Linked DNA regions of Mus musculus: all the other regions are linked to region 3. The links are chromatin loops, found by intact Hi-C in ENCODE. Cell type or tissue: heart. All regions are shown on one strand.

Region 1 (8,000 bases), 350 kb before region 3:
GAAGACCACAAGGAAGTGGGGGGGGGGGGAGAAGGGAGCCATCATGGAAGAAGTGCAGGAGGGAGAAGAGTGGTATAAGAGCAGCCCAGATGGAACACAGTAAATAATAAGTGATAACTGGGGGTTATCAAAAGTAAGATTCTAAGAGCATGGAGGGTAAGCAGCTGCCCAGCTATTGTGCTGCCTAAGACATATTTAAAAATATAAAGACTGTGTGTGTGTGTGTTTCACCTGAGAACATAAATGACCTAAGGTGCGAAAAAGCTCCATGCCAGGGTTTGTAATATACTTTACTATAAAACTAGACTTTGGAAACAAGTCTCTGGCCCAAGAGTGTGTCCTAAATTACTTACATTCCAGTGGTGTATCTATCTGAAGCCAGGTCTGAGTATAGGGTAAACCATGGGTTGACGGAACTCAGTTGTGCAGAGCTTCCCATTACATCACCATTTCTGGCTTAGCCTTAGCTTCTATTAAGAGTAAAGATGAATTTTTAGGAAACTTTGTTCAGGCTGAAGTCTAGGAGGGAGTAGTTGGGAGGGATACTGATGCCAGAAGTGGGATACAGTGCTTAGAAGTGATAGAATAAAGAAAGCTAGAATCAGAGGTGATCCTAGCTGTCCACTGAGATCTCCTGGAGGTATGTCTCCTCTCCCGTCATGCAGGGAAGACCTGAGATATAACTCTATGTGTATTTCATGGTAAGGTGAGGAAGTGAAAGAGCCTCATTTCCTCATTTCCTGTCATGGAGGGCATCAGAAGTCCCCACATAACATGGGGAAGCTAGACTCTAGGGTGAGGGCTGAGCTGGCTCTTCCACGGGGGCATGAAGGAGGGGTAGACTGATACTGGTTTAACTCGGTGGAGCATATACCCTAAGAGTACCTGGTATGGTCTGTCTGTGTGTCTTACTCCTCACTCACATGGTATGATCCTGACCCTGAAGTAGTTGGGGGAGAGGACCTTATTGGAGGTGACTGGAGGTAGAATCCTCCCACAGGCGGTCAGTGTGGCATGTAGAACCGAAGGATCTCTTCTGCTACTTGGATAACACAGTTAAAAAGTCCCCACCTATGAACCAGAATTAGTTCTTTACCAGACATCGAGCCTGTGGACTTCCTAACATCCAGAGTAGTGAGAAGTAAATTTTTGTTGTTTATGAACCGTCCTATGTGCAGTATTTTGTTATAGCAATCTGAAAGGACAAAGATCCTGCCAGCTCCTAATCAGGAGCCTTACTGAGTCAAGACAAGGAAGCACAAGGCCACCAACCAGATCGCTACCACCAGACTAGATGGGCACAGATTCCCTAGCCAGGTCCTTCCCAAGGCCAGGCCCTCCTTACCTGCATAACAGACACCTCTTAAGAGATGTAAGAACTGAAAGAAAGAATCTACAGTCCTGAGCAATTGACCAAGGATGATAAGCTGCCCAGGGGAGACCCAGTCCTTACTTAACTGGCCTTCACGCTTGTTCAGGAAGACCCCGTGACAACGGTAGAGAAGAGTGACACATTGGCTGTGGTATTTTGTTTCTTCCTTTTTTTCATTTTGTATTTCTGAGGTTTAAAAATAAAACTTTATTTGCCATTTGTCAGCTTCCCATAATGTTGTTGTTCATTTTCTTATAGTTCTCTTCTTCCCTCATCTACTGTTTGACAATACAAGCTGCCAGATTCTGAAAGACAAGAGGTTTCCTTTTCCTAACTGGAAGTAGTTTTACCACAGTCTTCTGACTCTATTCCTCCTTCATACATACTTCACTGTTTTATAACCTCCAAACCATTACATTTTCCTCAAATTCTTCCTTGCCCTTATAAAATGTCCTTTGCCGTGGTGGCGCACGCCTTTAATCCCAGCACTTGGGATGCAGAGGCAGGCGGATTTCTGAGTTCGAGGCCAGCCTGGTCTACAGAGTGAGTTCCAGGACAGCCAGAGCTACTCAGAGAAACACTGTCTCGAAAAACCAAAATAAATAAAAAATAGATAGATAGATAGATAGATAGATAGATAGATAGATAGATAGATAGATAGATAGATAAAATGTTCTTTTCCAGTCATATTTAATGTGTGCAAGCTTGAAGTCTATACGACCAGATCATACCTTATGTAATGTGTGCAAGCTTGAAGTCTATACGACCAGATCATAGTTTATGTAGTGTGTGCAAGCTTGAAGTCTATACGACCAGATCATACCTTGGGTGCTCCTGCTCCCTTGTGCATTGGAGCCCGATGGCTACCTTGACTAAGTAGGCATCAGGTGGTTTAAAACGACAGGGCTGGAGGCTGGAGTATGAAGCTGTTGACAGAGACCTGTTCCTCTGAAGGTCATTGTGGGGGCATTCTTCTGTCTCCAGTGGGTCATGTGCTCACTGGACTCCTGCTGGCCTTGGGTTTATGCATACTTCTCTAATAACACAGTCATCTTCTATTTCAGTGTCTGCTTTTGTAGCCAAATGTCAGCATTTTATAAACACATGGGTCATATTGAGTTAGGATTCATCCCAATGACCTCATTTTGACTTGATTATCACTGTAAAGACCCTATATTCGAGAAAAAACACATTCTGAGGTATTGAGGTCTGATGTTTTGTCTGAGATTGTTTTATTGACCAAGACTCACTATCTATCTCAGGCTTACCTTGAACCCAAGATCTGTCTACTTCAGCCTTCTCGTTCTAAGTCTACAGGTATGCGCCATTGTGCCTCATGTGTCCAATTTAAACACATTTAATAGTTTGATTCTTCCTTTATTTTATTTTTGAGACACACTCGCATATAACCCAGAGTAGATGTGAGCTAGCTACGTATTAGAAGATGACTTTGAACTACTGAGCCTCTTGCCTCTACCTCTCAACTGCTGGGACCCAGGTGTATATCACCAAGCTGGGTTTATGTGGCTCTGAGGATCAAATCCAGGCCTTTGTCCACGTTAGTCAAGCATTTTATCTACCGAGTCACATGCCCTGTTAGTTTCTTGCATTTTTTTTGTCTCCTACACATCTATTTTTGTCTCATCACACTTCAGTGTTTGTTTTCTAAGGTATCAAAACTTGAGAGGTTGGATAGATGGCTCAGCATCTATCCAAGAACACATACTGGTCACCAAGGAACCAGATTCGCTCCTAGCACCCATATTGGGTGACTCACAACTGTAGCTCTTGCTCCAAGGAACCCAAATTCTCCAGCTTCCCTGGGCACCAAGCATGTGTGTGGTACACAAACATATGCAGGCAAAACACCCAGAGTCATAAAATAAGGCAAGAATTCTCAAAGGTTGGGATCCAGGTTATCTTTCCACCCGTATCAAATGACTATGTTTCCAGCATGGCTCAATAACCTTCCTGCACAGTCTGCAACCACACTGGCTTGGTTTTTTTAAATTTTTACTATGAATTGTGTTTTATTTATGGTTTGCACACTGTCTCCTACATGTTTTCTATCTTATGCTATTTTGAGATCTTTATTCCAAATTTAATTTTGATTCATTTGAAGAAGTTCTCAACCAATCTTTTTTTTTTTTTTTTTTTTTTTGGAAAGCACATGTTTCTAAATAATTTCTGTTTGTCCTATTCCATTGTGTATCTGTCTTTTGCTTTTTATATAAATATGATGATGACTTGGCTCAGATCAAAGGCTTTATCTGTCAACTCTGTCAGCGTTGTTTAACTAGTCTTGAGACTACTATTCACAAATGAGAAATATGACCCCAGCCTTACTATCTTTTCATTTGACAACTCCATCTATCTGAAAGCTTCCAAAGTTTCCTGTCTAGTCTTTGGGTTTAGGAATTTTCCTGGGATTTGGTCAGGTTTGTGTCTTTCTTCTGAATTCTACCTGGCACTTCACAAGCCTTTCCCATTCTTTTTTTTTTAAGTTCAGGAATATTCTGTTTCTCTCCTTTCTGTTTCTTTCCTTTCTAGTGATGGTTAGTCCCATGTCAATGTGACACAAGCTAGAGTTATCTGAAAGGAGGGATCCTCAATAGAGAAAAATGTCCTCATAAGATCCACCTGGAGGAAACTTTCTTAATTAATGGATGAAGGGGGAAGGATCAGCCTGCTGTGGGTGGTGTGATGCTGAAGTCCTGCTTGGCTATGTGGAAAGGGATGGTGTAACATGGTTTCTTGCCCCTGGAAAGTAGCCAGCAGGGCATGGGCCTCCACTGATGTTGATGGTTGCTGGGTGTAAGACTTGTTTGTATAAATCTCAGCACTTGGGAGGCAGAAGCAGGCAGATTTCTGAGTTCGAGGCCAGCCTGGTCTAGAAAGTGAATTTCAGGACAGCCAGAGCTATACAGAGAAACCCTGTCTCAGGGAAAACAAACAAACAAACTTGTTTGTATAAAAAAATATATTTTTGACTTCATGCTCCTCATTCAGGAAATATTCTCCCTGGCAAGGTTATTGACTCCATGATAATCAGAAACAGTACAAGTCAAGTGCAGAAGGCAAGGGTGTATCTATGTCCTTAAAAAAAATGGAAAATGCTGTGACCTTAAGGCTGTGGGAAACAATTCTGAAAACATGAGTTCAAAAATATACAATTTCTCATCTATGCAAAATATAAGGATGCATTATAAATTATATGAAGGGCTTCATGGACCTAGAAGAACAGAGGCAGATGAACTATGACCCAGCTTGTCAGAAAAATACAAAGTCAGGCAGATTTCTGAGTTCAAGTTCAGCCTGGCACAGAGTGAGATTAGGCTCAGGCGTGGTAGGAATGGCATTCTCAGAGTGAGATCCCACCTAGCTAGCTTATTGTCTGTACTTACAAAGGCAAGCAGATCTCTGAATTCATGTGCAGTGCTAAGGCTTGTTAATTCTTTCTAATAATCAGGGGGCTAGGGTCAGGGGATGCTGAGTCATGGGGGCTAGGGTCAGAGGATGCTGAGTCATGGGATAATCAAAAGGGACCTGGGGTAATGACTGAATTTGTAAATAAGAGACTCGACTTTTGATCTGCAAAAGATGAGCCATCCAGAGAGTTTTTAGAATTTCAAGAGCGCTGTCTTCAGAAAGAGCTTTCTGGAAAGCTGTCTCAAGCTGAACACACACACACACACACACACACACACAGACACACACACAGAGCAATCTGGAAAGCTGTTGAGCAGAACATAGACCATCAGTTTGTACCCCACAATTAACTTCAAGTAGTTCTTTTTGACTCTTTCAAACACCTCTTCTCTTGGGAACCCCTCTTCAAACAGATGCTGGCCCTTGGCAGTACCAGACCTGGGCTGATAGTCCTAGATTCTACAAGGAAGCAGACTGAGCAACCCATAAGGAGCAAGCTAGAAAGCAGCCCTCCTCCATGGCTTTTATATTAGCTTCTGCCTCCAGGTTTCTGCCCTGCCTGAGTTCCTGTTCTAGCCTTTGGTGATGTACTACAATGTAGAAATGTAAATCCAATAATCCCTGTCCTTCCCAACTTGCTTTTTGGTCATGGTATTTTGTCACAGTAATAGAAGCCCCAAATAACTAACTTACTGAGATATTTCCTTTCTTTCTATTGGTCTCTTATAGTACAGGTTGGCCTCAAATTTAACCTGTAGTGGAAGATAGACATTAAACTTCTCATCTTTCATCTTCTCAGTGCTGAGACAATATTTCTGAGCTATTTTTGTTACCACAATATATATAAATACATATGTAAATATATATTTATATGTAATATATATTTATATTCATATATGTATGTGTGTGTGTTTCAATTCTTGCTTAAGGTATTGTACCTATGTAATTCATAAAAATACAATGTTAAATTCTAGTCCCTTAAGAAACTGCTATTATATACTGTTCAGGTGTTCAGGATAATAAAGAAATGCAAGTCACTCAATCAAACTTGTGGTCATGTTAGATGCTAGTTTAGTTAGTTATAGAAATATGTATCCTAGTTGAACAGATAGTAGGTAGCTATAAAAAAGCAACATTTACTTATTTGAATATACTTTAGATAGATGGTCTTCAAACACCTCAGAGATCTACAAAATACGGCACTTAAAGCTCTTTTATTAACATAAGGCTTTTCACGACAGTGAGACATGTCTGCTCCTTGGCCACACCCCAATACTACTTCAAAGAAGATGATCAGCATCGAAAAACCTCCTTATGGAGTCTGCTTCTTTGTGGCAAGCTGCCATTGGGCTAGAAACTGCCCTTGCCTCAACTGCAGACAGCATGCTGTCCAAACTGGACAGATGTGATTCAGGGAAGTCAACTGCCGAACTTTGCTGAGAAAAGATAAGCAGTCCTTCATATTTCTGCTTTGCAGAAAAGTCTGTCAGATATTCTGGACCAGAAGGCCAAAGACGGATGCTCCAAAAACACAGAGAAGCCTTGGGTGACTGTCTAGGTAGCCAGCAACTTTGGTCATCGCTATAGTTTTGGAAGCCACATCCCTGTACTTCCTGCATACTCAAGGTAATATTTATTTCTTCTCAGGTCTCTGATGAGGTTGAAGACTAGATAGTTATAGTCTTACAATCAAGCTTAAATTGTTTTTGATTTGAGAAAAATTTTAAAGTCTACGAAGTTATTTTTAGGTTTTTAAACACAAGTTTGGATAGAAAATGATTTAAGTATAGAGTTATAAATCCACCAAGATAGGATAGATAATAGAGTACTTTTTCCAAGGTTAACGAACACAAATGGACTGGACATTGTGAATATAATTTCACTTGATAAGTTTTCATAATTATTATTATACGTAGCTTATTAATATAAGACAAAGAGCTGTGGACTAAAAGGGGAAAATGTTGGGGGTATGTGCACTGTGTATTCAGATGCTGACTTCTACGCCTAGACATCTGGTTACAGTCTGGACGATGGCCTGGTCAAGCATCTCCAGTCTCTATGTGATGTAAGAATTGTTTCCCATCACCTCTGATTGATTAATAAAGAGCTGATCAGTCAAATAGCTGGGCAGAAGAGAATAGGGCAGGACTTCCAATCCAAGTCAGAGGATCTGAGAGAGTGGAGAAGGACCATGAGGAAGAGAAGAGAGTGGAGAGACCTTGCGGAAGGGCCAGTATTCTCCAGGAACAGACTCCAAGGAAGCAACCAGCATATTGTCAGTAGCTTGTTAATAGAAACACTGGCTTTCTGTGTCATTTATTTAGGAACTAAAATAAGTTAGAAACGGCACAGAAACTCCCTGCAGCTATTTGGGAGCAAAGGGGGTGTGGAATCAAATTTTGGGCTTTGTGCGAGTTGGTTAAGCACTCTACTACTGAGCTACACTCCTAGCTCCAGAGTTGTTTTTTTCATTCAAGTTGGTGAGAGGACAGTTGTCTTCTGAGTTTGTGAAATTTTGTTGTATATGTGTGCTGGCTCATCTTATATCAACTTCACACACAAGCTAGAGTTATCTGAGAGATCCTTAATTTAGAAAATGCTTCCATGAGATATGGTACTTTCTTAATTAGTGATTGATGGGGGAAGGCCCAGCCCATTGTGAGTGGTACCATTCCTGGGCTGGTGGTCCTGGGTTCTATCAGAAAGCAGGCTGAGCACGCTATGAGGACAAAGTCAGTAAGCGGCAGACCTCCAGTGTTTCTGCATCAGCTCCTGCCTCCAGAATCCTGTCTTGTTTGAGTTCCTGTCCTGACTTCCACTGATGAAGAGCAGCAATGTGGAAATGTAAGATGAATAAACCTTTTCCTCCCCAGCTTGCTTTGGTCATGGTGTTTCATCACAGCGACACACATAAGAGAGCATTCTGCTACCTCTGAGTCTCACCCTCGCCCTGAGATTTCTAGCTTCACTTAGTTTTCTCGAGCGATTCCTCTGTGCCTCCTCAGTAAGTGACTGGCTCGCCTGTGGCTAACAAGATGCTTAGCCTTCTTTCCTGTACGCTAACCTGACTCTCCCCTTGCTTCGGTTGCCTTCACAGCAGTGTTGAAGCACAGGGGTGATCATCCTGGGTTTGTCCTTTGTCCTGAAGGACTCACCAAGAGATTTAGAGACGCCTTTTATGTTCCTCCGTGAAGTGTGA
Region 2 (8,000 bases), 110 kb before region 3:
AAGCCTTCTGCCGCCGTGTCCACTAAGCCTTCTGCCACTGTATTCACTAAGCCTTCTGCTGCTGTGTCCACTAAGCCTTCTGCCACCGTGTTCACTAAGCCTTCTGCTGCTGTGTCCACTAAGCCTTCTGCCACAGTGTCCCACAAGGCCACATCTCCAATTAGTGCCACTCCCTGAACCAAACATATTCAAACCATGACAATGGTTATAGACCTTTGTTGCTTTATTGGGGGCACAGGCGTGAACCCAGCATGATAGGGAACACAAAGCAAGAAACACACATGCTGGTATCTTCACAGTTCTACAGTGGTAAAAGACATCTACAAAAAGACACTGGGAGAGAGGTAGGGAGGTGTTGTGGAGGTGGTGGGGACCAGGGAAGGCATTGCCCTCAAGGGAAAAGATTCTTATCGGGGCACAGGTGCTAGGGGGATCGACTGAACCAGACCTACTGAGGCTCAGTACAGAGGATCCCAGGAGCTAGGGGATTTTTCTAATGGGAATAGGAATCCACATTTACTCTGTGAAGCTAGGAGGAGGGGTGGAGAGAGGGTGGACAGATGGGGAGACAGAGAGGCCTGTTTTGCAGCAGCCCAGGAGCCTCCAGTGAAACCTCAAGATTGGTGCTCATGGTGGAACTGTGGATCAAGGCCGTATTGGCCTGACTTTGGAGAGCTGCATAGAGACAGAGATCTGTGTCCTGTTGCATAAGCAGAAAGCAAGAAGTGAAGTTCATAGGCAGGTAAGGAAATGAAAAAACCAAAGAGAGCAGTAAGTACAGGAAATGGTGCTAAACAAGAACCATTAGAGAAATGCAAATGAAGGCCAGAATGAGACAGTGCTTTTTAATAATTAGGACAAATTGGACAAGAAATATAGATAATGGCAAATGCTCATGAGGATGTAGAGAATTAAGACATTGTGCAATCCTCAGGAAAACACTGTGGAAAATAGGAGGTTTGGCTCTAAAAGCTAGAACATAAAGTCACCAAATGGAATTCTGGGTTTCTCTACAGCAGGGTGGAAACAGGGATTCAAACAGATATCCATGCATCTGTGATCATAGACACATCCTGTGCAGCAACCCCTAAGTGAAAACAAGCCAGACAGTCAGTAATGGATTATCTTATTTTGCAGTTCTAGGGTTTGAACATAAGGCATCGAGAAACTGAGGCAGGAATATTCTGGGTTTAAGGATAGCCTGGGATAAAGGTGAGACACTGTCTCAGAAATAAACAAATTGGGTAAGGAGAGTGTGCTACGTAATAAAAGGCCCACCAGCTAGCTGTCTTTCTTAATCTTTCCCTGCTGTTTTCTGATTGCCTACTTTGGCGGGCTCGAGAAGTGCTGTGAAGTCTGAATGAAGACTTTGCTTTTCAAACACAGGCAAACACAGGAGCCTTCCCACAACTAAGACAACACAGGTGGATTCTTCTCCGCCATGAAATAACATTCGGCTAGAGGCTCACAGTGTTTCTCATATTTTCTGTAAACCGATGGCATAATTGCTTGTCTACTTAATCAATAGATGTTCTCCAGTGTTCTCAATCTACACTCAGTTGAATCAGTACATTCACATCGTTAATATGTCATACGTTGCTGCAAGCATTAACGTACAAATAGCATTATTCCTGGGGAAAATTCAGAGGTTCTTGATAGCATCTGGTTACATTTTCCTGAACCTTTCCATACATAACCATATTTTAAGTGTACTTTGGTTAAAGGCATGTTATTTGATAGATATTTTTTGCTTCATTAATTTTAAACCAGTGGTCAACAGCTCTCTGCTTCCCCCCCTCCCCTCCCCTCCCTCCCTCCCTCCCTCCCTCCCTCCCTCCCTCCCTCCCTCCCTCCTTTCTTTCTTTCTTTCTTTCTTTCTTTGAGGCAAGGTCTCTCTATGTAGTTGAGGCTGTCCTAGAACTCAGTAAGTAAACCAGGTTGGCCTCAAACTCACAGAGATTCTCCTGTTTTAGCCTCCAAAGTGCTCACCATATTCACTTAACATCCTGGACTAAAGCCTCACAACTTTTGTCATACACGTTGATCTTCATAAAGCTAAAACTAGCCCTTTTTGCCTTAAGGAACATTGTCTAGGGCTAGAACAGGCTTCATCATTGTGCTTGGGGCCATTTGAAATAGCAAACTTTTCAACAAAATAATGCAAAGCATTCACTTAGTATCATCTTGCGGGATGTCAGTTGGGAATATAGGCTTTGGGTCAGTCAGATCTTTGCTACTCTGCCTGCTTGCAGATGCTCTAGTGAGTGTTGTATTTGAGTTACACACACATTTTATGCAAATTTGCAGATTCATTTTGCAGATAATGAATACTGACCTTGAACACAGCATGTCAGAGTCAGCAACAACCAGCTTTTGTTCCATTTCTATGAATTTCTAGAGATCTGTGCCCTCATTAGGTTTGATAACCAACAATTGACAGGATGGTATTGAATTTTGCCTATTTAAGATTTTAGTGTGTGTGTGTGTGTGTGTGTGTGTATGTGTGCATGTGTGTGCCATAGCTTATGTGCAGAAGTCCAAGGTCACCTTGCAGGAGTCAGCTATCTCCTACCATGTGTATCCTGGGACTGAAATCAGTCGTCAGTCTCTATGGCAGGCGCTGTCTGAGCCATCTTGCCAGTCAGAATATTTAAATTCAATCCTCACAATATTTCAATCTCAATAATCTAGAGTTCCCCCCCCCACCAAAACTATGGGTTATTAAAGCCCACCTGCCAATTAACTTTTTCCCATGCCTCAGTCACCCTTTGAAATAGTAAAACATGTAGATATGGCCTTTTTAAAAAAATTGATATTTGGGAGTTCTTTACAGATTTGGACAAGAGCCTGCTGTAGGGTTTGTATGCTGCTATTACCTTCTTCCCCTTTGTGGCTGGCCTTTTTAATACTAGTTGAGAATGAGAATCTTAATTTTAATTTACTCTTATTTACCAACTAGGGTTTTAAAACAATGTGTCTGATCAAACAGCCAGCCAGTCAAAATAAATTTCTAAATTCAGTAATATGAATTCATACAGACTCTCTTGCTAAAGTTGTATGTTTTTCTTTGGAATGTTATTTTCTGGAATGACATTTTTAAAACAATAAAAAAAATTTCCATTCCTATTCAAACCATGGAAATGGATTACACCATTTAATTCTGCCACTTGGTGGTGCTACAGGGAACTAACACTCCTCTCAGGAACGGTTATTCTGGAAGTTTGGATGGCAGTACTTATTTATTAGCAAGTGTAAAGTGTACAGTTTTAGTTTGTACAGGAAACGATACAGGCTGAGCTCTTTGCTGAACAACTCCTGGATTGCTCCCAGATAAAAGAGAAGCTAGCTAGCACAGCTTTCACTTTAATTATACCTCTAAATAATCCACAGGGCTGACTTAGCCTTCCTAGATGCGTTTCCTCCATAATAAAGGTAATAATATTTACTTTAAAAAACCTAGAGAAATCAAGTTGATGCTCCTCTGTCCTGTTTCATTTCCTTCTTTTTCTGCTAGAGGCACCGAACAACCAGTGTTCTAGTTGTCTCTGTGTTTTTACTACATATTCATGTGTTTAAGAATAATGTTGGGCCGGGCAGTGGTGGCACACGCCTTTGATCCCAGCACTTGGGAGGCAGAAGCAGGCAGATTTCTGAGTTCGAGGCCAGCCTGGTCTACAAAGTGAGTTCCAGGACAGCCAGGGCTACACAGAGAAACCCTGTCTCAGAAAAAAAAGAAAAAGAAAAAGAAAAAAACCAGATGGCTCAGTAGGTAAGAGCACTGATCCTAAGGTCCTGAGTTCAAATCCCAGCAACCACATGGTGGCTCACAACCATCTGTAATGAGATCTGGTGCCCTCTTCTGGTGCTTCTGAAGTCAGCTACAGTGTACTTACATATAATAATAAATAAATCTTTGGGCCTGAGCAAGCAGGGACTGAGTGAGCCAGGCCAGCTGGAGTGAGCAGAGGTCCTAAAAATTCAATTTGCAACAACCACAAGAAGGCTCACAACCATCTGTACAGCTACAGTGTACTCATATACATTAAATAAAATAAAAATCGGAATAATGTTACTTCACATATTATGGAGATTATACACACACACACACACACACACACACAGTACATACTGTGTGTGTGTAGTCCAGACTGCTCTCAAACTTGACTTCCTCATGCCTCAGCCTCCCAAATGCTAGGACTGCTGGTATGACTAAACATGTCTGGCTACTTCCACTTCATAATTTTTAAGATTATTTATAGTATATTACAATTCACTATTTTTTTTTTAAAGACAGAGTTTCACTGGCTGGCCTGAAACTTAATATGTAAACCAGTAGAGATCCATTTGCCTGTCTGCCTTCTAAGTACTGAGATTAAAGGTTTATACAGCTGCACCCAGTGCAATTGACTTATTTAGCATAATGTTCATATGTATGTGTTTGTGTACAAATGTAGTTCATTAGTTTCAACTGTCATATTATGTCTCAAGAAACACATATCTTTCTTCATTCATATTATTCTAACAAGAAATACTTCAATGCTATACCTACATTAATCCTCAACAGAACTGTCAAAAATATTTTAAATGAAAAGGAGCAGTTTTTCATCATAAGGTATCTCAAGATATCTAGTCTAGCCGTTTTTTTTTTAAAAACAAAACAAAACATTAATGGTCTTTACATCTCAATGCGTGGTAGAAATTTTCAGAAACTGTATGTTCTTTTACGGCTTAAAATGTTCTGATAGATGAATAAGGGTCAGGGGCGGGCATGTGGCATTTGAGTAGAGAAAGGTCAATGACAAAACACAGAAGACAATGAAGGTTTTCTGATCTGAGAAGGGGAGAAGGGCAAACGGTATAAATATGTGCTAGGTTGGACGGTTTACAGTGTAGCACAAGTCTGGGTATCCAGATAATGAATGAGAAGGCGGAAAACAAGCTTCCAAGAAGCAAGCGACTGACGCTAGGCGGTTGCTATGGCGACTAGGGGACTGGGTAGCCAGAATTCTTGATGTTCTTAGAATGCTTCTCCTTGCATCCTCTGTCTCTCCCTTCGGTGTTCCATCCATTCCGTAGGCACTCATTCTCCTCCCGCTTGATTCTGGCTCGCCCGGAAACGGGTCGCCATCTTCCCGCCTCTTCCAACATGGCGTCTAGGGTCTCAGGAGGGGCAAAAGCACCGCACAGGCGGGTCCGTCGGGCCGCACATGCGCGAACCGGAGCACCAGAGGGCGGGGCGGTGATGTCAAGACGTCGCCCCGCCCCCGGTGGTCGCCCCGCCTCTGGTCCCGCTCCTCCTCCCTCCCGCCTGGAAACCCGGAAGTGGAGGAGGAGGAGGCGCGGCGGCGGCGGCGGTGCTGCAGAAGCTGGCTGAGCCCTGCCCGGGAGGAGCAAGTGTGGGGTTGGGGGCGGGGGGCGGGGCTCGGCAGCCCGGGCGGCCAGGCCTGGACGGGGCGGGGGAGGCCATGGCCTCCGCAGAGTTGCAGGGGAAGTACCAGAAGCTGGCTCAGGAGTACTCGAAGGTACCCATCGTGGGTGGGGGAGACAGGGGTTTCTGGCCCGGAGGCCTCAGCTGGCCGTGGCAGCGATTTGGGATGGTGGGGGGGATGCAGAGGGCTCCTCCTCTCCTCTCCACCTCCTGCTTCCACCATTACGATGCCTCCACCTGCAGCTCCATGGAGATAGGGCCGGGCGGTGTCTGGGTCCGTGTGCGTCTCTGCAGAAAGGAGCTGGAGTTTGAGTCTTCCTTCTCGCTGGACCAGCAGGCTTAGAAATGGAATGACAGAAATCCAAGGCACAGCTCTTGGTGCTAGCCTGAGGGGAAGGGAGGAATGAGGGACCACCCTATGCTCTCTGCTTTCTCAGTTCGCCCGATGATGGGGAAATCACCATCTCCTTTTCGCGAGGAGATGCTTTTAAAGTTAAAACGACTTATTTGCCACCACATCAGTTTGGGAGCGTAAACGGCCTCATTGGGATGGGTGCTTTGGAATACAGATGTTGTCGCCACTGATTTTGACAGCTTGGGTGGTGGGGCTGATGTCTTTTTCTCTTGCACCTTCCTTCCGTGGAATGGGGCAGTGCACACCGCAGGTTCTCCTTAAATACAGAATTATGCAAAACAGGGACCCGGCCTTCTGAAGTGTCAGTCTTTCAAATGGTGAAACCTTTTTCTTGGACAAGGGTGGTGCAGTTTCTGGGTAGGGTTTTCTGCCTGAAGAATATTCTAATGAAGTTATTAAAGCAGAATCTCACGCCTTTGAAAAGGATTCGGTAGTCGTGTTTAATTTCCAATTATCTTGGCATTCACAGAAGCAATGAAAAGATTTCGCCCTTTTTCTAATTTGAAAAAAAAAAAAACCCAAGTGTACGACATCCCCCTTTATGATTTTATTAAGCTTGTATTTGGGAAGGTAAAGTGAAATATAAAGAAATGATACTGGCACCTAAGCGTGCACCCTTAAGTCCTCAGCATCAGATGGGAGCCTTGATGGCATTCAGCTTATCACTCACCTTGTCCACTCCCTTTGTAGTTCCGTCTGAAATCCTCGTAGACTTCTGTGGCTCAGCGCCTGAGATAGTGCATTGTCTTTTGGGGGAGGATTCCCTTGTTTGGAACAGTTCCATATAACGAAGGAGGGTGGGTGGAGGATGGCAGTGCCCAAATTTGCCACTACTATTTTTGGTTGAAAATGTTTCATGCATATAAAGTAAGGGGCCCGATTTCCATCTCTGGAGGGTAAATAACTTTGAAAGTTTGGTTCCAAATGGCCAGTGAGTAGAGTTCCAGAAGGGCTCAGAGCAGTGGCCGTGTTGCGGGAATAATTATATCACCTCCTAAAGTAATGAAAGGCATGGAAAGGTTTTATTCTTTTGGGTATGTTAATGTGTTCAACAAACTCATGTTATATGTGCACCCCGCAAGCAGTGTGCCAGGCTCAGTTGAGAAAGCCGGAGTTCAAGCTGCACAATCACCTTTAATAGACCCTTAAATTAGCGTGGCCTGCAATTATGATACAGTGTAGCAAGTGATGGTCAGCGCAGCTCAGAGGAGAGGTCACTGGGGAAGGGGGAGTTCCTTACACTAGGGAGTAGGGAAGGGGATGAAGAGAGTGGTAGCTTTCCATGTAACTCGGTTAGCCTATGCTGGCTGTCCTGAAAACATCTTAAGATACATGGCAGGCAGAGTGTGGTGAAGGGAGAGTGGGCTAGATCATGAGGGCTGTGGATTTCAGATAAGATGTGTGCAATGGGAAGGTCAAAGAAACCCAACCATCCATCTGTCCATCCACCCGTCTGTCCGTCCATCCGTCTATCTATCCATCTATTTATTAGTGTGTGTGTGTGTGTGTGTGTGTGTGTGTCTCTGTCTGTGTCTGTGTGTGTGTGTGTGTGTGTGTGTGTGTGTGTGTGGGTGGGGTGGGGTGGGGTGATGGTGATGGCGAGGAGGAGGAGACAGCTTTTGGGGGTTGATCTTCTTCTTCTTCTTCTTCTTCTTCTTCTTCTTCTTCTTCTTCTTCTTCTTCTTCTTCTTCGGGGTTGATCATCATCATCATCTTCTTCTTCTTCTTCTTCTTCTTCTTCTTCTTCTTCTTCTTCTTCTTCTTCTCCTCCTCCTCCTCCTCCTCCTCCTCCTCCTCCTCCTCCTTCTCCTTCCTTCCTTCCTTCCTTCCTTCCTTCCCTCCTTCTTCTCCTTCTTCTCCTTCTCCTTCTTCTTCCTCCTCCTCCTCTTCCTCCTCCTCCTCTTTCTCCTCTTCTTCTTTTCTTCTTCTCCTCCACCATGTAGATTCCAGGAACTGTACTGAAATCATCAGGATTGGTGACAAGTGCCATTAATGGTTGAACCATCTTGTCAGCTTCCAAAGGTCTCTTTTACTGAGGGAGTAACATTACTCTTTGGAAGGAAATTGGTAACCATATGGTAGATAGGCTGGAATAGAGATGTTCGGTTGTTGGACTACACTGGGAAGAAAATGTAGGCTTAAGTAAGTAAAGTTGGT
Region 3 (8,000 bases):
GCAGAAGTCCCTGAAAGCCAAAATGAACCGTCGGGCTTGTCTGGGGAGTTTACAGGAGCCTGAATCTGAACCTGTCATTCAGGTCACTGTCGGGTCAGCAAAATATGAGAGCGCCTACCGGGCTGTGGTGTGGAAGATAGACCGGCTTCCGGATAAAAACTCAAGTAAATATCCCCCACCTAGGGTAACTTTCGTAGGAAACTGCTCGGTGTTTTCACCTACATCCTTGGGCCAAAGCAGGCAGAGACAGATGGTACTTAGAGAGATGAGTGCTTGCTCGCTTGCACAGCCAAGCTGGAGGGAGAAAACAGCCAAACAGCTGATTTATTCATTTTCTCTAGTGTTTATTTCTACCAAATGGGTGCAGCGTCTCCTGCTTCCTTCTTCCTTCCTTCCTTCCTTCCTTCCTTCCTTCCTTCCTTCCTTTCTTTCTTTCTTTCTTTCAAAAGAATTTTATTTATTTATTCCCCATTTCTTTTCTTTTTTTTAATGATACATAATTGACTTACAAAATTTACCAGTCTTAGTAGATATGGGTAACAAACCTGCTAAGAAAGATCATGGACACGTGCCTCTTCCCAGTTTCTCAAATAAAATAAAACATTTGGAATATCCATAACAAAAGAGGTAAAAAAAATATGCGAAGAAAGTGGTTAAGAAACATACTAGAATTTGAAAGCCCCCCAAGCATATAGCTTGGTAGAATTAACATTGTGAAAAAAAAAAAAAAACCTTCCTACCAAAATAATTTACTGATTCAATGAAATTACAATCAACATCCTCATCTCATTCTTCACATAAATAGAAAGAAAATCCTCGGGTTGATTTGGAACAACAAAAGACTCAGAATAGCCAATTAGTCCTAGATAAGTGTTTGTTTCTATTCATTCTGCTCGTTTTAAGTGCTAAGTGCATCTGTCTAAGACCCCAGCTTTTATACACCTGTTTCTATCGTATCATTGATTTTTAAGTTAGCCGTACTTTCAATCCTCCATTGTATCCATTTGTCCTTTTCTTCCACAGTGAGGAATCTCAGAACTCACTCTTGAATATTTTGAGTGTTAATGTATTCAACCATAGAATGGGTATTGGTTATGTGTGGTTGTCTTAGAAAGGGTGAAGGAGTTGGAGGAGAAACAAATGCGATCTTTATAAGAGTGCTTTGAAAATCTGGTGTAATTTGGTAACTATAAATTGTTATGTGATGTTGCTATTTGGTTTTCTTCTCTAGATTTTCAGCATCTGACAAAGAAGCTCCAATGTGTTTACGTCAGTCAATTCCAGGGTAGATGCCATGGATATCCCAAATTAGTTTGGGAAGCCTGGATAGCTTGAAGACTGCCCTCATTCCATCCCAGGACTGCAAAAGTCTTGGAGGACATTATATACTCAGGTTTCCAAAATTACTTGAGACTTGGAATGTTTTGACTAGAATCTGCTGCACCTAAATGTAAATTGATATCATGTCTTTTCCACTTGAACACCATTTTGTGGAGGGATCATTTGACATATTGAGGCAAATAGTCTGGAGTATTTGGTTCTGTTTTCATTTCTTCAGGTTGCCTATGTTAGTGGTACTGTGTTCATGTGGATCCTATCCTTCTTGGCTTCTTCTTTAACATATTTATTTGCTAAAACCATGCATCTCTTGCTAAGTCAAAGTTTCAAGTTTCTTCTCATGTAAATCATAGTTGTGTGTGTTATTTTAGTTGAAAGTCGATTTTATTCCATATTAGAATGGCTACTCCAGCTTGTTTCTTGGAACCATTTGCTTGGAAAATTGTTTTCTAAACTTTTACATTGAGGTAGTGTCTGTCATTGTCACTGATTTGTTTCCTGTATGCAGCAAAATGCTGGGTCCTGTTTACGTATCCAGTCTAAGTTTTTATTGGAGAATAGAATCCATTGATGTTAAGAGATATTAAGGAATAGTGACTTTTCCTTCCTGTTATTTTTGATGTTATTAGGTTTGTGTGGCTATCCTCTTTTGGGGTTGTTGAAAGAAGATTACTTTCTTGCTTTTTCTAGGGTGTAGTTTCCCTCCTTGTGTGGAGTTTTCCATCTATTATCATTTGTAGATCTGGATTTGTGGAAAGGTATTGTGCAAATTTGGTTTTGTCATGGAATAGCTTGTTTTCTCCATCTATGGTAATTGAGAGTTTTGCTGCGTATAGTAGCCTGGGCTGGCATTTGTGTTCTCTTAGGGTTTGTATGACATCTGCCCAGGATCTTCTGGCTTTCATAGTCACTGGGGAGAAGTCTGGTGTAATTCTGATAGGCCTGCCTTTATATGTTACTTGACCTTTTTCCCTTACTGCTTTTAATATTCTTTCTTTGTTTAGTGCACTTGTTGTTCTGATTATTATGTGATGGGAGGAATTTCTTCTCTGGCCGAGTCTATTTGGAGTTCTGTAGGCTTCTTGTATGTTCATGGGCATCTCTTTCTTTATGTTAGGGAAGTTTTCTTCTATAATTTTGTTGAAGGTATTTACTGACCCTTTAAGTTGAAAATATTCATTCTTTTCTACAACTATTATCCTTAGGTTTGATCTTCTCATTGTGTCCTGGATTTCCTGGATGTTTTGGGTTAGGAGCTTTTTGCTTTTTGCATTTTCTTTGACTGTTGTGTCCATGTTTTCTATGGTATCTTCTGCACCTGAGATTCTCTCTTCTATCTCTTGTATTCTGTTGGTGATGCTTGCATCTATGACTTCTGATCTCTCTTCTAGGTTTTCTAACTCCAGGGCTGTCTCCCTTTGTGATTTCTTTATTGTTTCTATTTCCATTTTTAGATCTTGGATGGTTTTGTTCATTTCCTTCGCCTGTTTGATAATGATTATGTTTTCCTGTAACTCTTTAAGGTATTTTTGTGTTTCCTCTTTAAGGGCTTCTAGCTGTTTACCTGTGTTCTCCCTTATTTCTTTAAGGGAGTTACTTATGTCCTTCTTAAAGTCCTCTATCATCATCATGAGAAGTGATTTTAGATCCAAATCTTGCTTTGCCAGTGTGATGGTGTATCCAGGACTTGCTACGATCCTCTGATCCTGGGCCTGTAGAGTGCCTGGGAGTGGAGCTTCCACTGGGTGTTGTGGGACTGGCTGCAGAGTTTGGGCCCAAGTTCTGCTCAGGGCACCGGCCCAGACAGGAAGGAACCCGTGCCACTGGTTGGGCGGGTTTCCTGAGTCCCTGGATCGTCCCTGGATCGTCCCTGGATCCCACTGGTCCCAGTTACTCCACGTGGTGTTGGAGTCCTGCTTCTAACATACTGAAAGAAATGCCATCCTAGTTTAGAGTTTGTCTGTGGTGGTACTAAGGAAACGTTTATAGGAATGGAAAGAAGAAGGAAGGAAGGAAGGAAGGAAGGAAGGAAGGAAGGAAGGAAGGAAGGAAGCCCAGGTGGACCTTCTCTGGATTGTAGGTAGGGGTCATCTCATTCTCCTGAATCTCCAGGCTTGATGCTGCTGCTCCCTTCTCTCCTGGTGCCTCTGAGCAGCTCCTTCTGGGTCAGTCTCACTGGCTGGGTGGTTACAGCTCAGTTCTGGTGAGCAGGGGTCCATGTGGGTGTCTGCATCTCCCTAGAATCCAGCACAGAGCTGGGTGGAATTTCCTGGAGATAATGTAAGTTGGTGAAGTGAAAGGGTGAAGGGGCATCCTCTCGTGACACATTCTTGCCAATGTGTGTTCACATCACACATTCTTGGACAACTCCATGATGTAGGCAGGCAGGTTCACTTTCACAAGAAATTCACAGTGATTACCTCCACTCTGCACAGACGCTCTGTTGGACCCTTTCGTACCAACAGTGTCTAAGCACCAAGGGAAAACAGCCTCAGGCTGTATAGCTAGCTGTGTGCTCTCCTTTCCTTGTGTGCGTGTCTGTGTGTGGAAATGAGAGCCAGGATTCTGATCGTTGTCTACCATGGGAGATTCAAAAGGGTAGATTTCAAAATTGATCTATGAGAACATGGTACTAAGACTTCCAAACTGTCTCCCCTGGCACAAAGACAGTGGAGGCAGCGGGTCGCCATGTGGAGGCAGCTGGGGTTTAGAAAGATGATTGTAGGCCCTCAACTACAGTTTTCTCTTCCCCGAGGTTCATCCCTGTTTCGCCCTCTGTTACCAGCTTCTTAGTTCTTAACCCTGCGATTTGGTTCTCCGACATCCTTTTTTTTTTTCAGCTCTTAGTAGCTCAGCTTCAGATATGGAGTATCTTGGGTCAGGAGGGAATGGCTATTAACCCGACCTAAGAGACTGGTTTGCGTTCCCACTCCAGAGCTGAGAAGTTACTGACAGAATAATTACTAAGGCCTGACAGTGCCCCCTCGTGGTAGGTACTGAGATAGCAGGCTTTTCTCTGTCACTTCTAAGTTTGACAAAAATGTTTTAGGCACAGTACATGTAATCTTCAACTCAAATCCTGAATAAGAGTGTGCTGGCAAACACCATAGAGTGGACAGAAGCCTGGAGAAAGACACCAGAAAGCTTGAGAGCAAAGTACTTTTTCCACCAGCTTTTTAGAAGTGACGCAGATGTCATGACTACCGTTTAAAAAGTATTAGGTCTTCAACTCTCATGCATTCCCCATCCCGTTTCATTGGGGGGGGGGGGGAACTTCCTCAAGACATTTTCCAGGACAATGTATACATAAAATTAAGTAATTGTCAGTGTCATTTTCAAGTCTAAGTCTAGAACACACAGTTCCCCGCTGGTATGGTAATTGGATATACTAGCTTAAAATCACTTGGCAACGTAGTAAATACTTTCTGTCCAAACCACTGCCTCTTCTCATTAGCCATTCTCACAACAGCCATGTAAAACTGAAAAAAAAAAACACTAAAAAACCAAAACCAAACCAAACCAAACAAACAAACAAAAAACGAAAATTGAAGAAAAGAAACTGAAGAAACTGAAGTGGCTGTGGACTGAGTGTCAGTGAACTACTGCATCCTGGCTGCTGCCGGAAGTCTACACAGGATGAAGGACTAGGAATCCTGCCTCTCTGCTTCTCTGATCTCTTTCTGTGTGCTAGTGGGTGGGTGCGTGCCTGCGTGCATATAGTCTCGCCTGCAGTGATGTGGATAGCTTACAGCCGCTCAGAGGCCGCTGTTGTCCCGTCCTCTGTGTTTGGGGTGGAGCATCTGCTGGGAACTGAGGGACAGCCTCTCCAGGCCTCTTACAGAGTCAACATTCCAATAAGAAACACATTAAAAGAATGAAAGGTGGTTTATCTTTCAAAACAAATTTAGGCAAAGTCTTTTAAATTCGTGCTTTTGGGCCCAAAGATATGCTCTGATGAAAGCTCTATCAGCAGCAGCACAGGAATTTAACCTAGCTTTTGAGATGACTTTTTAAAAATATTTATTTATTTATTATATGTAAGCACACTGTAGCTGTTTTCAGACACTCTAGAAGAGGGCATCAGATTTTTTGTTACGGATGGTTGTGAGCCACCATGTGGTTGCTGGGATTTGAACTCAGGACCTTTGGAAGAGCAGTCGGCGCTCTTAACCGCTGAGCCATCTCTCCAGCCCCCTTGAGATGATTTTTAAAAGTTACATTTATTTAAAGATAGATTAAACTAGATATGGCTAAATGCTATGAACAATGTGAGAGGCCCACGGGGCACTTGTGAAGTCAACAGAGGGCTTTACTGTTGTGGTTCGATGTTTCAAGATAAGGCCTCAGGCTGGCCTCAAACTCACAGTGTCGCCTGGGATGACCCTACATCCTCAATCCTCCTTTTCCTACCCCTTACGTGCTGGGAATACAGGTGTGTCCAAAACCTCTCTCTTTCTTACACACACACACACACACACACACACACACACACACTGTAATTCCCACTTTACCTTTCTCAGTGCACCCAGTACCCCCTGGGTTTTGCCCAGAGCCTGCCTGACTCAGCATAGATCACCGTCCACACAATCCACAGTTCACTTCTCTGACAATAAATGTTAGACTGAAACACTGAAGGCCAGTATGCCTGTCTCTGCACTGTAATCTGTTCCTGGAGAAGCTTTTCAGGACCGTGAGAGGGAATTTCAGTAGTGAAAAAAAGTGCATCCTACCAAAACAAAAAAGTGTTACATTCCACCTGAACAAAAAGAGCCCAGTTTACAAGTCAGGCTTTGAAACCCTATGACCTAACGTGAAGTTTGTCTTTGTATTATCTAAAATTAAATACTGGTTTAATCAATGACTGGGGGGGGGGGGGTTACTCAGTCTACTCAGAAAAAGCTTTTCTAGGGGCTAAAACACACTCTGGCCAAATCTGTTTCATATAAATATTGTTCTTATCTTTGGCTAGAAAACCTTTTTGATGTTTGTGACTAAAGCCATTTGTTGGAGCTGATCTGTGGTAATACAAATATACATACATACAGTGATGATACAGGTATATAGACACACAGTGATGATACAGGTATATAGACACACAGTGATAATACAGATATACATACACACAGTGATAATACAGATATACATACACACAGTGATAATACAGATATACATACACACAGTGATAATACAGATATACATACACACAGTGATGATACAGATATACACACAGTGATGATACAGATATACACACAGTGATGATACAGATATACACACAGTGATGATACAGATATACACACAGTGATAATACAGATATACACACAGTGATGATACAGATATACACACAGTGATGATACAGATATACATACACACAGTGATGATACAGATATACATACACACAGTGATGATACAGATATACATACACACAGTGATGATACAGATATACACACAGTGATGATACAGGCATACACACAGTGATAATACAGATATACACACAGTGATGATACAGATATACACACAGTGATGATACAGATATACACACAGTGATGATACAGATATACACACAGTGATGATACAGATATACACACAGTGATAATACAGATATACATACACACAGTGATGATACAGATATACATACACACAGTGATGATACAGATATACATACACACAGTGATGATACATATATACATACACACAGTGATGATACAGATATACATGCACACAGTGATGATACAGGCATACACACAGTGATAATACAGATATACACACAGTGATGATTCAGATATACACACAGTGATAATACAGATATACACACAGTGATGATACAGGCATACACACAGTGATAATACAGATATACACACAGTGATGATTCAGATATACATACAGTGATGATACAGATATACACACAGTGATGATACAGGCATACAGTGATAATAGATTTTAGAGCTGCTGGTTTCAGCCTGGCTGGATTCCTCCAGGCCATTTTGAAGTTCGCTAATGGGATTCTTACTACAGTAAGAAGCGTGTTGTAGAATATCCCTTGGCCTTTGAAGCATTCTGACTTTTTGGTTTGGCTTCTTCTAGGTCCTGATCAGCCCCATTGTCTGTCATACAAACTAGAACTTGGGTCAGACCAGGAAGTTCCCTCAGATTGGTATCCATTTGCTACTGTCCAGTTTTCCATGCTTGAAGCCTGTGCCTCAAGGACAGAGGTGAGGTCTCTGGGAGTGGAGAGCGATGCCCAGCCTCAGAAGCACGTGTGTCAGCGAGCTTGCTACAACATCCAGGTACCCCAAGCACCCTGGTTCAAATCAGGGATTCTCGATCTGGGGTGGGGCCTGGCCTGGATATAAATGCCTAGTTTGTCCCTTAAGAACCAGTCAGTCAGTCTGTCTGTCTGTCTGTCTGTCTGTCTCCCTTCTCCCTTCTATCATTGACAAGGGAAAAAAGCTTAGCCAGGGAGACTTAGAGGTCAGCGTTGACTTCTGTTGAGACCCACTTCTTTCTTTCCTTATTGGTGAAGTTAGTGAGGGCAGCTGCTATACTGTGCCCTCTTGTCTGCCCTGAAGGCCACACCTCCCCAAGCAGCTAGGAACTGTACTTTAGAAGAGACTGGCCCTGCCCATGTCCTGTCTGCTCTTGGGTTAGCCCCTTAAGGACCACAG

The links. A loop is a pair of places that touch in the nucleus more often than their neighbours do. Peaks named below come from ENCODE experiments on the same cell type or tissue, not always from the same donor. Only the 100,000 strongest peaks of a DNase experiment are listed, where the experiment ranks them.
Region 1: it touches region 3 in a loop (3-fold over the local background); 2 of 42 quality-filtered maps call a loop at or near these places.
Region 2: a loop joins it to region 3, with 9 times the contacts of the local background. A loop is called at or near these places in 20 of 42 quality-filtered maps.

The regions. Positions count from the first base shown.
Region 1 is chr17:88,283,917-88,291,916 of GRCm38, forward strand. The region is part of intron 3 of Gm31615 (a long non-coding RNA gene); the gene reads right to left. Among named protein-coding and RNA genes, the nearest start is that of 1700116H05Rik, 20 kb to the right of the region's middle. In heart, CTCF peaks have their summits at 3,711 and 3,924; no DNase peak of the experiment used is centred here.
Region 2 is chr17:88,524,797-88,532,796 of GRCm38, forward strand. Ppp1r21 (protein phosphatase 1, regulatory subunit 21) reads left to right here and starts at 5,328. Exons shown (of 22, transcript NM_028658.4): 1 at 5,328-5,522. The coding sequence starts at 5,466. In heart, a CTCF peak has its summit at 3,168 (motif pointing right); a DNase peak (open chromatin) is centred at 5,245; H3K4me3 peaks cover 1,986 bases; H3K27ac peaks cover 1,277 bases; H3K27me3 peaks cover 388 bases.
Region 3 is chr17:88,636,919-88,644,918 of GRCm38, forward strand. Ston1 (stonin 1) reads left to right here. Exons shown (of 4, transcript NM_029858.2): 2 at 1-164; 3 at 7,420-7,622. Among named protein-coding and RNA genes, the nearest start is that of Gm38460, 13 kb to the right of the region's middle. In heart, a CTCF peak has its summit at 4,329 (motif pointing left); a DNase peak (open chromatin) is centred at 4,353; H3K27ac peaks cover 239 bases.